Regions from separate parts of the Homo sapiens genome. Here region 1 is linked to region 2. Evidence: chromatin contacts called from ENCODE Hi-C or POLR2A ChIA-PET data. All regions are on one chromosome and are shown on one strand. The core of a region is the stretch at or near the end of the contact, and the rest is flanking DNA. Distances in the headings are between cores, read along the strand shown.

The links. Hi-C counts contacts between places; a loop is a spot of excess contacts on that map. ChIA-PET counts read pairs that join two places held with the same protein, here RNA polymerase II (POLR2A). Pooled maps may share reads with other maps.
Region 1: a loop to region 2 is called in a pooled map, with 6 times the contacts of the local background. The contact joins two enhancer-like sites. A Hi-C loop is called at or near these places in 3 of 50 pooled maps. POLR2A ChIA-PET finds 5 or more read pairs at or near these places in 3 of 52 experiments (A673, MCF 10A and activated CD4-positive, alpha-beta T cell).

The regions. Positions count from the first base shown.
Region 1 is chr11:118,872,966-118,879,675 of GRCh38, reverse strand. No RefSeq gene overlaps it. Among named protein-coding and RNA genes, the nearest start is that of CXCR5, 7.6 kb to the left of the region's middle. Within about 2 kb of position 2,740, at least 11 of the 41 ENCODE cell types and tissues checked have a DNase peak (open chromatin) inside an H3K27ac peak, as active enhancers do.
Region 2 is chr11:118,243,443-118,250,496 of GRCh38, reverse strand. All of the region lies in intron 1 of MPZL3 (myelin protein zero like 3), which reads left to right. Among named protein-coding and RNA genes, the nearest start is that of MPZL3, 5.4 kb to the left of the region's middle. Within about 2 kb of position 3,241, at least 3 of the 41 ENCODE cell types and tissues checked have a DNase peak (open chromatin) inside an H3K27ac peak, as active enhancers do.

The sequences.
Region 1 (6,710 bases), core at 1,491-3,990, 630 kb before region 2:
AGGTAGGAGCTGCTCTTATGGCCTTCTCCTCTCCTACTCTTTCCACAGTTCTCTATATTTTCCACATGTGCTGTAGGCCTAGAAAAAGAGTTTTGGGGGAGGCTTAAGACTGCTTCCCAGGTGCTATAGCAGCAGGCTCTGGCCAGTAGTTTCAGCTATGATGGTTTGGGCAGCAGAGAGGTAGCCTACCAGCTTCTCTATGGCTGACTCAGGCGTCACACATTAGACACATCTGTGACTGTCACCTGAAGTCTTTGACTTTTTGGGCCTATTCAGAGATCCCATTCTTCTCTCCAGATGGTGAACACACTACAGCTTCCCAGGGTCTACTTGTGTTAGCCTCTGACCTTTGATAGTCAACTCAGTTTGCCCCCAGTGGTAAATACCTTCTGACCTTGAGGCTTTTTCTTTTTCTTTTTTTTTTTTTTTGAGACAGGATCTCATTTCATCACCCAGGCTGGAGGGCAGTGGTACGATCATGGCTCACTGCAGCCTTGACCTCCTGAGCTCAAGCCATCTTCCTGCCTCAGCCTCCCGAGTTGCTGGGACTACAGGCACATGCCACCTCACCTGGCTAATTTTATGTTTTTTGTCAAGACAGAGTTTCACCATGTTGCCCAGGCTGGCCTTGAACTCCTAGGCTCAACCGATCCGCCTGCCTCAGACTCCCAAAGTGCTGGGATTACAGGCATGAGCCACCATGCCCAGCAACCGTGAGTTCTAATATTGTTTTGAGAAGGCTCAGAGAGTTACTGCCTCTACTAGAAACCATGATCTTACAATCTTCACACACATAAAGTCAGACTAGCTCCCTAGGATAGAGAGGGCAACGCTTAAGCTGCGATCCTTTGCCTTTGAAGAGGAGATGTCAGAGGTTCCATCTGTGTGTGACAATCGGATGGCAGAGGACCCTTCCAGGTCAGGCAGCTCAGGTTTTATTTCAGTGTGCAACTTGTTTATATTTCACCTATGCAGGATCCCAATCCCCACCCCATAGGCAGTCTAATTGAGGCTAAATTGTTTTCTAGCCTTCTCGTCAAAATGACCACTGGAGGCTGAACATGGTAGCTCGCCTCTGTAATCCCAGCATTTTGGGAGGTCAAGGGGGGAGGATCACTTGAGCCCAGGAGTTCGAGACCAGCCTGGGCAACATAGGATACCCCATCTCTACAAAAAATAAAAATATTAGCTGGTGGTGCACACTAGTGCTTCCAGCTACTCAGGAGGTTGAGGTGAGAGGATTGCTTGGGCCCAGGAGGTCGAGGTTGTAGTGAGCTGAGATTGCACCACTGCACTCCAGGCTGGATGACAAAGCAAGATCCTATCTCAGAAAAAAAAAAAAAAAAAAAAAGACAGAAAGACTACTGATACTTCCGCCAAGACTGGGTTTGTGTCTGGTTTAGGCAAGGGTGGCCGCTTACATCAGCTCAGGTGTATTTTTCTCAGTAATTATACTTTACAGTCCATGGATTACATTAAATTTCTATTTGTTCCAGAGATTAGATACAATCACTTGTCTTGGAGTTCATTTTCTATATTCCACAGAAAAAGTAAGCTGTTCCACACAGTTTTGGGGTGCTGCTACAGGGAACGGGCTGGGGTTTCCCCTTCTATTAACCTAGGACTCTCTCCCTCTCTGACATGGCCAGAGACTTTGTTCTCTTCTTTCTCTGGGTCTTTCCCAACAGCTGAGAACAGAGCTCCCAGGTCCCTACCTCATCAGCCTCAGGAAGAGTAGGGTATACCTCTCAGCACTGAAGGAAACTCGCCATAGACTTGCATAGCAGTCACCGGTCTACACAGTCCCATGAAAGTTTAAATTTAATGTTACTTAATCTTTATATTTCACTTAATCTTCACATTTAATTATATGTAGTCCTTGAAGCGGCTTGTGCCGGAGGGATTGGCATCACTCCTGGCCGTATTTTGTGAGGACAAGGAAACAGAGTCTCATTTTCTTGCTCGTGATTGCAGGGAGGGTTCGTTGCAGAGTCAGAGCCTGAAGTCAGCCCTGTAGGCACCAAATCCAGGGCTCCCTCCACAAGACCACACGGCCCGTCTCTCAGAGGCGCCATTTTGCAAAGGACAGGCACTTACCTGGCTGGCTAAGGGGAAAACTATGGCTAAATCCTGCACAGGCTCCTCATCAGGTACTTTCTATGTGCCATGAACTATGATAGGTTTTTCACACATCATTTCTTTTCATTCCCTGAACAGTCTTTGAGTGTTGGGTTTTTTGTTTTGTTTTGTTTTTGAGACGGAGTCTCGCTCTGTCGCCAGGCTGGAATGTGGTGGCACCATCTCGGCTCACTGCAACCTCCGACTCCCTGGTTCAAGCAATTCTCCTGCCTCAGCCTCCCGAGTAGCTGGGATTATAGGCACGTGCCGCCACGCCCAGCTAATTTTTTGTATTTTTAGTAGAGACGGGGTTTCACCATGTTGGCCAGGATGGTCTCGATCTCCTGACCTCAGGTGATCCACCTGCCTTGGTCTCCCAAAGTGCTGGGATCACAGGCATGAGCCACCGCGTCCGGCAAAGTGTTGGGTATTTTTATTACCACACTGCAGATGTGGAAACCAAGCTTCAGACAGTAATGGGAAGTAGCATGAATGTTCACAGCTCACTCAGACAGCAGGGACCCAACACCCCATTACAAGTCAACACAGGAAGTGGGGTGGTAAAGGCTGTCATTGCCGGCAGCCTGCACCCACGCACAGCTCCCCTCTCGTTAGGAAACAGGTAGAGTCCTGCAGGGAGGAAATGGGCTGCAGGTGCTGGGTAGGCACATCAAGGTTACCACAAGGTCATGGGGGCCACAAATGAGCTTGGGAACGTCGGCCTGGGGCAGGTTGTGTGGCCAGGGTTAGAGTGAGTCTGGTGCTTGGATCAGGTGTTTGTATACTGAGTACTGCGGCAGCCAGAGGCGAGATTCTGATGGAGGAGCACCTTGTCTAACAGAGAAGGCAAAACAGACACATCATGCAAGTTGGCATGCTCATATTCACATGCAACTGGGCACATTTTCAAAGAATATGCAAAACTCTACCGTGTTGCTAAGGTAGTGTGGGTGGAGTCAGCAGTGTGGAAGGCACAGGGAATGGGGGAAACGTGCAGCATTCCTTCGCACCTAAGTGCTGTGGGCGCATGCGCTGGGTAGGCTGTAAGGCTGAGTGGGTGACAGAAGAAACGCTGCACTGGAGGCCCAGCATGTCTGCTTCCCAGCAAGGCCGCTCTGAGACCAGACCCTGCCTGCTTGCGCAAAGACACGCCAAACACAGAATGCCAAACAGGCATCCCCAGGGGAGTGCTCCTCACACTTTATGCCTCAGAGTCACCAGGAGGGCTTGTTACCTCCAGGTTGCCAGGCCCCACCACGAGAGTGTCTGATTCGGGAGGTCTGGGGTGGGACCTGATAATGTGCATTTCTAAGAGTGTCCAGGTGACGCTATGCTGCTGGCCTGAGAACTACACTCCTAGAACCACCGCTCTAGGCCACGTAGGACTGGTACACAGCCATATACCAATTGGTAAACTCGTCCCCACACAGCTTGTTTTCCAACCTGGAGCTCCCAACCACCCAGCAGGGCCTTCAGTCCCTCCACACAAAGGGTGCCATAGTTGACGTCTCTCCAGAGCAACACAGCACCTCATACAACCAACACACAATCAACAACAATGACACAGCACCTCATACAACCAGCACACAACCCACAGCAACAACACAGCACCTCATACAACCAGCACACAACCCAAAACAACGACACAGCACCTCATACAACCAGCACACAACCCACAACAGGAAGAACACAGCACCTCATACAACCAGCACACAACCCACAGCAACGACACAGCACCTCATACAACCGGCACACAACCTACAACAACAACACAGCACCTCATACAACCAGCACACAACACACAACAGGAAGAACACAGCACCTCATACAACCGGCACACAACCCACAACAACACAGCACTTCATACAACCAGCACACAACACACAACAGGAAGAACACAGCACCTCATACAACCAGCACACAACCCACAACAACACAGCACTTCATACAACCAGCACACAACAGTTGGTTTTCCCAGAACACCGGCCTCCCTGGGCCCCACCCTGGCACCGTTGAGATTTCTGTGGTGCCTCCCGGGCTCTGACAGGTTGCACCTCTATCTCTCTGGTCGGTCTCAGCTCTACTCTAATAAGTAATGCATGAGCTCTACTAGTTAGCTTTCAGCATGTCATGTAATCCTGTCACTTTGATCATGACCCATAGGAAGAAATATATTTTATATCACAAGCTAGTTGGACATGTGTGATGAACATATACACACAAATACACAGTAAGTTTTGTAAACACTGCTTAGTATGGGTAGCATACTCATATTTTCTACTCTTCCTCCTTCCCTCCTTTCCTCCTTCCTTTCGTTCCCTCTTTCTTTCTCTCACTCTTTCTTTCTTCCCTTTTTTGTAGAGATGGGGTCTCTCTATGTCACCCAGGCTGCAGTGCAGTGGCACAATCATGGCTCACTGCAGCCTCCACCTCCCAGGCTTAAGTGATCCTCCCACCTTAGCCTCCTGAGTAGCTGGGACTACAGGTGTGCATCACCACACCAAACTAACTTTTAAATTTACTGTAGAGATGGGGTCTTGTTATGTTGCTTAGGCTGGTCTGGAACTCCTGGGCTTAAGCCATCCTCCCACCTTGGCCTCACAAAGTGTTGAGATTATAGACGTGAGCCACCATGCCCGACCCTCTTTCTATTTTTAATAGCGGTCAATGAATCACACTGCTTTCATGGGTCCACACATAAGTCACAATCCCCAGTTTGAAAATTACAAATATAACTTCTCTGAGCATTAGTTTCCTAATATGTACAATTGTAAAATACCTGCATGGCCAATTTTGCTATTAAATAATATCTTGTATGTAAAAGCCTTTTTCTTTCCAAATAGAAATCCTCCATAGGTCCAAAGTGCTATCTCTCTCTCTCATACACACACACACACACACACACACACACACACACTCATGCTTTTTTTTTTTTTTTAGAGACAAGGTCTTGCTCTGTCACACAGGCTGGAGTGCAGTGGCATAATTGTCGCTCACTGTAGTCTCAAACTCCTGAACTCAAGTGATCCTTCCACCTCAGCCTCCTGAGCAGCTGGGACTATAAGTGTGTACCATGCCAGGCTAATTTTTAATTTTTTTTTGTAGAGATAAGGTCTTGCTATGTTGCCCAGGCTGGTCTCGAACTCCTGGCCTTAAACTTCCTTCCTCAGCCTCCTAAAGCACGGGGATGTCAGGCATGCACCTCTGCGTCAGGCCCACTCATGCTTTTTAAAGGGAGGTCAAAAAGGAAGGAACTTCAGGCAGGACTTTGAGGGAAGGAGGTCCGCAGGCGGTAAATGCACATCTTGGGGAAGGGATGGTGAGCAGTTTGTCTGGACTGGAGCAGAGGAAGATGTGGGAGAAGGCAATGAGGGTGGATACTGAGAGGCCCAGAGAGCCTGTCTGGGCATTTGGATGGCAGAGGGGGCAACTGAGACACATGGCAGGGACTTCAGCAACAGAACTTCACGATGAAGCTGGTGGTGTTTAAGGTGTTTTCATTCCTTTCTTTTCTTTTCTTTTTTCTTTCTTTCTTTCTTCTTTCTTTCCTTTTCTTTCTTTCTTTTCCTTTCTCTTTCTTTCTTTTCTTTCTTTCTCTTTCTTTCTTTCTCTTCCTTTCTTTCTTTCTCTTTTTTTTTTTTGATGGAGTCTCGCTCTCCTCACCCAGGTTAGAGTGCAGTGGCAAGATCTTGGCTCACTGTAACCTCTGCCTCCTGGGTTCAAGCGATTCCCCTGCCTCAGTCTCCCGAGTAGCTGGGACTACAGGTGGGCTAACATGCCTGGCTAATTTTTGTATTTTTTTTTAGTGGAGATGGGGTTTCACCATGTTGGCCAGGCTAGTCTCGAACTCCTGACCTCAGGTGATCCATCGTCCTCGGCCTCCCAAAGTGCTGGGATAACAGGTGTGAGACACCACACCCGGCTAAGGTGTATTCATCTCAACTTCCAAAAAACAGGTATGAATGGCTTACCAAATGCCAGGCTTCAGCAGTGGACAAGACAGACTGGCCTAACAAAAGTCTCTTGCGAGGATGGTCGTGGGTCCTCAAATAACTCACCAGTTTATCGTTAGTATTCCTTAAACCCCCACAACATTACAGGCTCTGAACCAGGTGCTGGCAGAGTGATGAGAAACAAAATGAAGCATGGCTTCCACTCTGCGGTAGCTTATACCCTGGTGAGGAGGGAGGCATTAGACCCATAAACTACGTGCTTAGTAATAATAATAACTTATAATATCATTAGAAAATGTGAAAGTGCTATGAAGAAAAAGAACAGGGTGCTAAGAGAGCAAATAACAACGTGAACTCAATCTCTGTAAACTAATAACCATGACTGTAATGCTCCCAGATTAATTTACAGTTTATGAAGCCCTCTCCCATTCTTGGTCTCATAAGGGCCTCATCCCAGCCTGTGGAGACAGGCAAGCAGGCGTTCTTGGCCTATGTTATTTCTGAGAAAACTAAGTAAGAGTCTATAGGTCTCATGCATCATATAAGTCTACCCAGTTAGTGAGGAACCCCAGCTAGTTCTGACTCAGGGCCCAGAGCTCTGTCCTCCAGGGAGAAAGAGATGAGCCGGCCCTGAGCAGG
Region 2 (7,054 bases), core at 1,992-4,491:
TTAGTATATTCACAGTTATGCAATAATTACCACTATCAATTTTAGAACATTTTCATCACCCCAAAGAGAAACTTGATACCCATTAACAATCACTCCTCACTCTCCATTTCCCTTAGCCCCTGGCAACCACCAGTCTATTTTTTTGTATCTATTGATTTGCCTATTCTGGACATTTCATATAAATAGAATAATATCTGTAATCCTAGCACTTTGGGAGGCCGAGGTGGGTGGATCATTTGAGGTCAGAAGTTTGAGACCAGCCTGGCCAACGTGGTAAAACCCTATCTCTACCAAAAAATACAAAAAAAAAAAAAAAAAAAAAAAAAAATTAGCCAGGTGTGGTGACATGCCCCTGTTATCCCAGATTCTTGAGAGGCTGAGGCAGAAGAATCACTTGAACCTGGGAGGTCGGAGTTGCAGTGATCTGGGATTGCACCACTGCACTTCAGCCTGAGCGATGGAATGAGATCCTGCCTCAATAAATAAATAAATAAATAAATAAAAATAAAGTAAATGGAATTACACAATATGTGCTTTTGGTGACTGGCTTTTTTCACTTTGCATGTTTTCAAGGTTCATCCATTTGTTTGGTGTTTTAAATCTTATGTGGTTGAGTTTGGTTTCATGTCAGTGTTTATTTGCCTTTTGTTTTCAAAGATAAGACCACTTAAATTATTAGATTATTTGAATTCTCCTTAAGTTATAAGTCTGGTCCTGCTATATCAGTTATCTAAGTATTTAGAAATGGTAGACTAGGGGACCTAGGTTTCTTAAACTTTTCTCTCTTTTACTTAGGTGTGCAATATGAATAAAATATCAGTAGATTTGTATTTTAGAAAATGGGGCATACAAGATTGGGGGCTTTATTGACACATTTAATTCTTTCATGTGTAAAATTACTTATGTGAAAATGTGATTTTCTTGTTTTTTCCCCAGACTAAAAAGTTTTTGTTAATTATTATGAGTATTTCTATAGTTGGCTGTTTTTACCTGGCAAGAATGCTTTTCTGCTCAGATGAAGAGATAAAGGCATTAGGCCTGGGATGGACATTTCTGAGTGAATTAATGTTGGATTGGTATTTTTTTTATGAGTGGAAGAGACAAACTGTCTTACATCCATTGGTTTTAAAACATTTTTTAATTTCAGTATATATATGTAGAGAAAAGTACACATGTCATAAGCCTATACAGCTCAATGAATTTTAAGAAACTGAACACACATGGGTAACTAGCACCCAAATCAGGATATATAAAATGTTCCTTGCATTCCAAAAGCCTTCTTTTGTGCTTCTTTCCAGTCATTATCCTTTCTCCCCAAAAAGGAGTCAACACCCTGATGTCTAACAGTATAGAATAGTTTAGTTCATCCATGGATGCAGTGAGCCAAGATCACGCCACTGCACTCCAGCCTGGGTGACAGAGTGAGACTCTGTCTCAAAAAACAAACAAACAAAAAACAAACCGAAAATATTAGTCTGTAAAGATTGATCTTGAGCCTAAACTTTTAGATGTTTTCTATCCTTTGAACAAATGCTTCTGTATCTTAAGCTTGGAAGGACACTGGGAAACTAAACACTTTTAAAAGGCACTTTTCTTTCAATAGCCCACTTATAAAGTTTGCTTTATCTACCAGTACGGGGGAAAAAAAGAATAAAGTTGGTTTTATTCCATTTAAAGTAGTTTTGGTATTTCTTTGCTCCATACCAAAGTCTTCCTCCCCCAAAATAAACAAGTGAATTAGAACCAAAAAAAATCAAGAAAAAGAAAAAAGTTAATAATTTCTTCTAGTTCTCAGAGTTTTATATAAGACTGTACAAAATTATCGTCATTTAGAATTTTTTTTTTCACCAGCCCTGAATTTTAGTTCATCCATGGATAAACTATTACTTTTCTTATTTTTCTTTAACTATACAATTAAGACCCCACATATCCAGTATTTAGATTTCAACAAAATGACTTTAAATGTTTATAACTTTTTGGCAAAATCATGCTCATAAATATGGAGTTCAGATATATTAACAAGGGAAAAATTGGTAGGTAGGTGGGTTTATTGATGGCGTACTTACTATAATTTAGCAAACAGAATTTGGTTTAGTAACCAAAATTTACTATAATTTAGTAACCAGAATGTGTAATTTTAATGCTTATTTTGTAATAATTTTTGTTTTATAAAAAGGAAACTGGGCTGGGCACGGTGGCTCACGCCTGTAATCCCAGCACTTTGGGAGGCCGAGGCGGGTGGATCACGAGGTCAGGAGTTCAAGACCATCCTGGCCAATATGGTGAAACCCTGTCTCTACTAAAAATACAGAAGAATCATTTGAACCCGGGAGGTGGAGGATGCAGTGAGCCAAGATCGCGCCACTGCACTGCAGCCTGGGCAACAGAGTGAGACTCCATCTCAAAAAAAAAAAAAAAAAAAAAAAGAGGAAACTGTTGGTTTGGTCTAGTTGAATAAATATTACTATACTAAACATCCACAATATGCTAGGCTCTGTTTTGGTGGGATCAGGATCTATTGGAGAAGACATAAGTCAACAGATGATTTTAGAGTCTGATACTAAGAGGGAAATGCATTAGAAACCATGAGGATGGAGAGAGATGCTTTGATCTGGCATGAGAATAAAGGAAAGATTTCCTGGAGATGAAGTTAAATCTTGAAAGAGGAATAAGTTTGTTAGAGATAGGGAGTGAAGAAAATATTAGACATAGAGAGGTGCATAAACCGGGCATGGTGGCTCATGACTGTAATCTCAGCACTTTGGGAGGCCAAGATGGGAGGATCACTTGAGCCAAGGAATTCAAGACCAGCCTGGGCAACAATAGTGAGACCCCATCTCAAAAAAAACAAAAAATAAACAAGGCGGGTGTGGGGTGGGGGGCATTAAATAACTTTCCAAGCAGGTTTTCTGAAACTCGCTTTGATTGGATTAGCTTAGATCACATATTGACCTATCTTTATGATTGGGAGGATGTGATTGGCTCTCAAAAGCCAATTAAGTATTAATACACCTCTTCCTATGTCAGCATTAGGGACTTAACCTGTGTAGCTTGAAATTGACCATGGTAGGAGTATTTGCACCACAGAAATTGTCCAACCCTATGTATGTGGACCTTTTATTTTTTGTAAAAATGTTCTGCTGTTTACCAGGACACCACTAGATGTAATGATTGGTTTAGGTAAATCTGAGTCAGCCTCAGCTGGCAGTAAAGTCAGTTGCTGTTTACTTTTAGTTTTCTCCCCTCCCACCAGACTCATTCTTTTCTCTACTCTACTCTTTGGAAAGCTAACTGTATAAAGTACATCATTCAGGCTCTCTTCCTCTGGTTTCCAGTTATATTTGGCCAACGGGAGGCATTGGCAGGAGATTGGAGGGCAGGAGAGAGATCAGGATATTTATTTCCTGCTCCCTCCCTCTCTTGGTGCCATGATCTGTAGTACCTGTATCCCTCTAACAACAGCCCCTGTCAGGTTGCCCACAGCTCCCACTCTTACCAGGATCTAGTAACACCATTTCCTCCCTTTGCCCTTCAGACCTGGGGATGGTAAAAGCTTTGTGCTGCTGTCAGCTTCCTTAACCTTGGGAAAAGTCCCTTCGAAAAGTGGCCTAGGCTAAGCATGGTGGCTCACGCCTGTAATCCCAGCACTTTGAGAGGTTGAGATGGGAGGATTGCCTGAGTTCAGGAGTTTGAGTCCAGACTAGGCAACATAGGGAAACCCCGTCTCTACCAAAAATACAAAAAATTAGCCAGGTGTGGTGGCACACGCCTGTGGTCTCAGCTATTTGGGAGGCTGAGATGGGAGGATCACTTGAACCTGGGAGGCAGAGGTTGCAATGAACTGAGATCGCGCCACTGCACTGTAGCCTGAGCAACAGAGTGATGCCCTGTCTCAAAAAAAAAAAAAAAAAGAAAAGAAAAAAAGAAAAGAAAAGTGGCCCATACACTTTTCACAATCTCAGCTGATTGTGCCTTCCATTGCCTGCCTGGATCCTGACTGATAGTGTCATTTCCTCCTAGCTCATAGGCTGTGTGGGAAAAGGTAGGTATCAAAAAAAAAAAGGGTATTATTAGGAGATCAGGGGAAATGGATGTTGAGCTGGCAACAAACAAATGTTTACCGCATTCGATTTGAGGTCCTGTGGGGGTGATATTCAAGAGAGTATATCCGGTAACACTTGAACACTCAGAGGCAGATCATGGCTAGTAATATAGATTGGGAAATCATTATCCTGTTAGTGGTTGTTAAATCTACAAGTGAATAGGATTGTCCAAGGAAAACATGTTGAATGACTGTATATTCAGGCTGGAGCTCTGAGGAACACCAGTGTTTAAAGAATGGTTAAGAAAAGAATAGCATTAGATATTTGATACATACTGTCAGAGATGTGGGGAGACAGAGATAGAGTGAGTATGTGTGTGTGTATGTGTAACACAGTCAGTGGTGGAGTTGGTTGGAGGGAAACTAAAGAGATTCTAATCTTAAATTGTAACCCATATCTCTTTGTTCTAAACCAAGGGTTGACAAACATTTTCTGTAAAGGGCCAGAGAGTATTTTAGACTTTGTGGGCTACATGGTCTCTGGGGGCAACTATTCAATTCTGCAAAAAATGCAGCCACAGATAATACATCAACAAATGAACATGGCTGTGTTCTAATAAAACTTTGTTTTAAAAGACATTGTAAATGTTTTTTAGCTGTTTACCAAAAGACCACTGGATGTCATAATTGATTTAGGCCAATCTGGTCACACCCAGAGCTAGCGGCAAGGTCAGTTGCTAGTTGTTTTTAGTTTGTTCCCTTTCCACTAGATCCATTTGCTTCCATTTAGCTCATGGGCCATAATTTGCTCACCTTTGCCCTAAACCAACTGCTCCCTTGACATTATCCCTTGGGTATCTCAGAAGCACCTTAAATGCATCCAGAATCAAACTCCTGTTCCCCTGCCAAGCCTAGTACTTTTCTAGTCTTCCTGTCTCAGTGAATGACATCAGCAAGTCGGAAACCTGACAGTCATCCTTGATACCTCCCTTTCCCTAACATTCCACAGCCATACTTAGTTCAAACTTCCCTTCTTTCTTAATGGACTATCGTAGTAGCCTCCTCAGTAATTTCCCCATATTCACTCATTCACTTTTTCTTTTTTTTCTTTAAGAGATGAAGTCTTGCTCTATTGCCCAAGCTGGAGTGCAGTGGTGCGATCTTGGCTCACCGCAACCTCTGCCTCCCACCACCACGCCTGGCTAATTTTTCATTTTTAGTAGAGACGGGGTTTCGCCATGTTGGCCAGGCTGGTCTCGAACTCCTGACCTCAGGTGATCCACCCACCTCTGCCTGCCAACATGCTGAATTTACCCATATTCACTCTTGATTCCTTGTAAGTGTCTTCTCTAAAGTGATCTTTTTTTTCTTCTTTTTTTGAGATGGAGTCTTGCTTTGTTGCCCAGGCTGGAGTGTAGTGGTGCGATTTCGGCTCACGGCAAGCTCTGCCTCCCAGGTTCATGCCATTATCCTGCCTCAGCCTCCTGAGTAGCTGGGATTACAGGCACCTGCCACCACGCCCCACTAATTTTTTGTATTTTTAGTAGAGACGGGGTTTCACCGTGTTAGCCAGGATGGTCTCGATCTCCTGAACTCGTGATCCACCCGCCTCGGCCTCCCAAAGTGCTGGGATTACAGGCGTGAGCCACCGCGCCCAGCCTAAAGTGATCTTTTAAGAATGCAGATTTCATCAGGTCTCTTCTTGCCCAGTCCCACAGTTAAGTACTTTCCATGGCTTCCTATTACACTAAGGATGAGGACCCAAATCTGTAAGGTCCTGCCTGGTCTGTTTTTTGTTTACCTCCCAGCCACATCTCATTCTATTTTCTCTCCCTTTCGTGTTTTTTTGTGTTGCAGTCATACTCCTTTTCAGCTCCTTGACTGACTGAGCTCCTTCCTGGTGCAGGACCTTTGCATGTGCTGTGTCTTCTGCCTAGAATGCCCTCCCTCTCCTCACCTTGTTACCTTTTTCTTCAGATCTTAGCTCAAGAGTAACTTCCAGGGAAGCTTTCATTAACCACTCTCCTCTCCCCCATCATAACAGGGGCCGTACCCATAGCCACTTTCTTTTTCCTTCCTTCATAGTAGTTATCCAAGTTTGTTAATTATGCATTTGTCTTTATGATTACTTAATTAATGTATCAAACTTCTGCTGTATTTCAAGTATACAAGGGAGTGTATTTATTTTGCTTGCATTTAATTCCAAACCCAGAGGATGGCACAAAAGAGATGCTCAAGAAATGTATGTTTGAAGAATGAGTGAATGAATGAGAGCATTGTCATGCAAGCTTTGGGATAGAGAAGTTCAAGGAGCAAAGAGTCACTGGTAGAGGACCCAGTAAAATAAGTATAGAAAAGTGTCTACTGGGGTTTTTATCCCTCGGATTTTACAATTTTAAGATATATGATGCCTTTTACCAGAAGTGGTAGTGGAGTTCAGTTGTACCATAAGGTCCATAAGTGAATGGGAAGAAGGAAATGGAGACCTCAAGTGTAGACCACTCTTTCACAAACTTGGCTTAGAAAGGAGAGAAAGGGCAGTAGTTGGTAACTAGAGTAATATTACAGCGTTAAAGAAAGATTTTTTAAAATTGCTATTTGTTTTTAAGGATGGGAGAAACCTGTGTATTTAGAGGCTGAAGGGGAGGGGTTGAAGGCAGTAGAAAGGTTTTTTTTTTTTTTTGAGACAGAGTCTCGTTCAGTCACCCAGGCTGGAGTACAGTGGTGTGATCTCAGCTCACTGCAACCTCTGCTTCCCAGGTTCAAGTGATTCTCCTGCCTCAGCCTCCTGAGTAGCTGGGACTACAGGCATGTGGCACCATGCCTGGCTAATTTCTTTTGTATTTTCAGTAGAGACAGGGTTTTGCCATGTTGCCCCGGCTGCTCTTGAACTCCTGGCCTCATGTGATCCCCCTGCCTCGGCCTCCCAAAGTGCTGGGATTATAGGCATGAGCCACCACGCCTGGCCTAGAGAGGTTTTTCTGCTAAAGCAGGGAATGGAGGGGATGAATC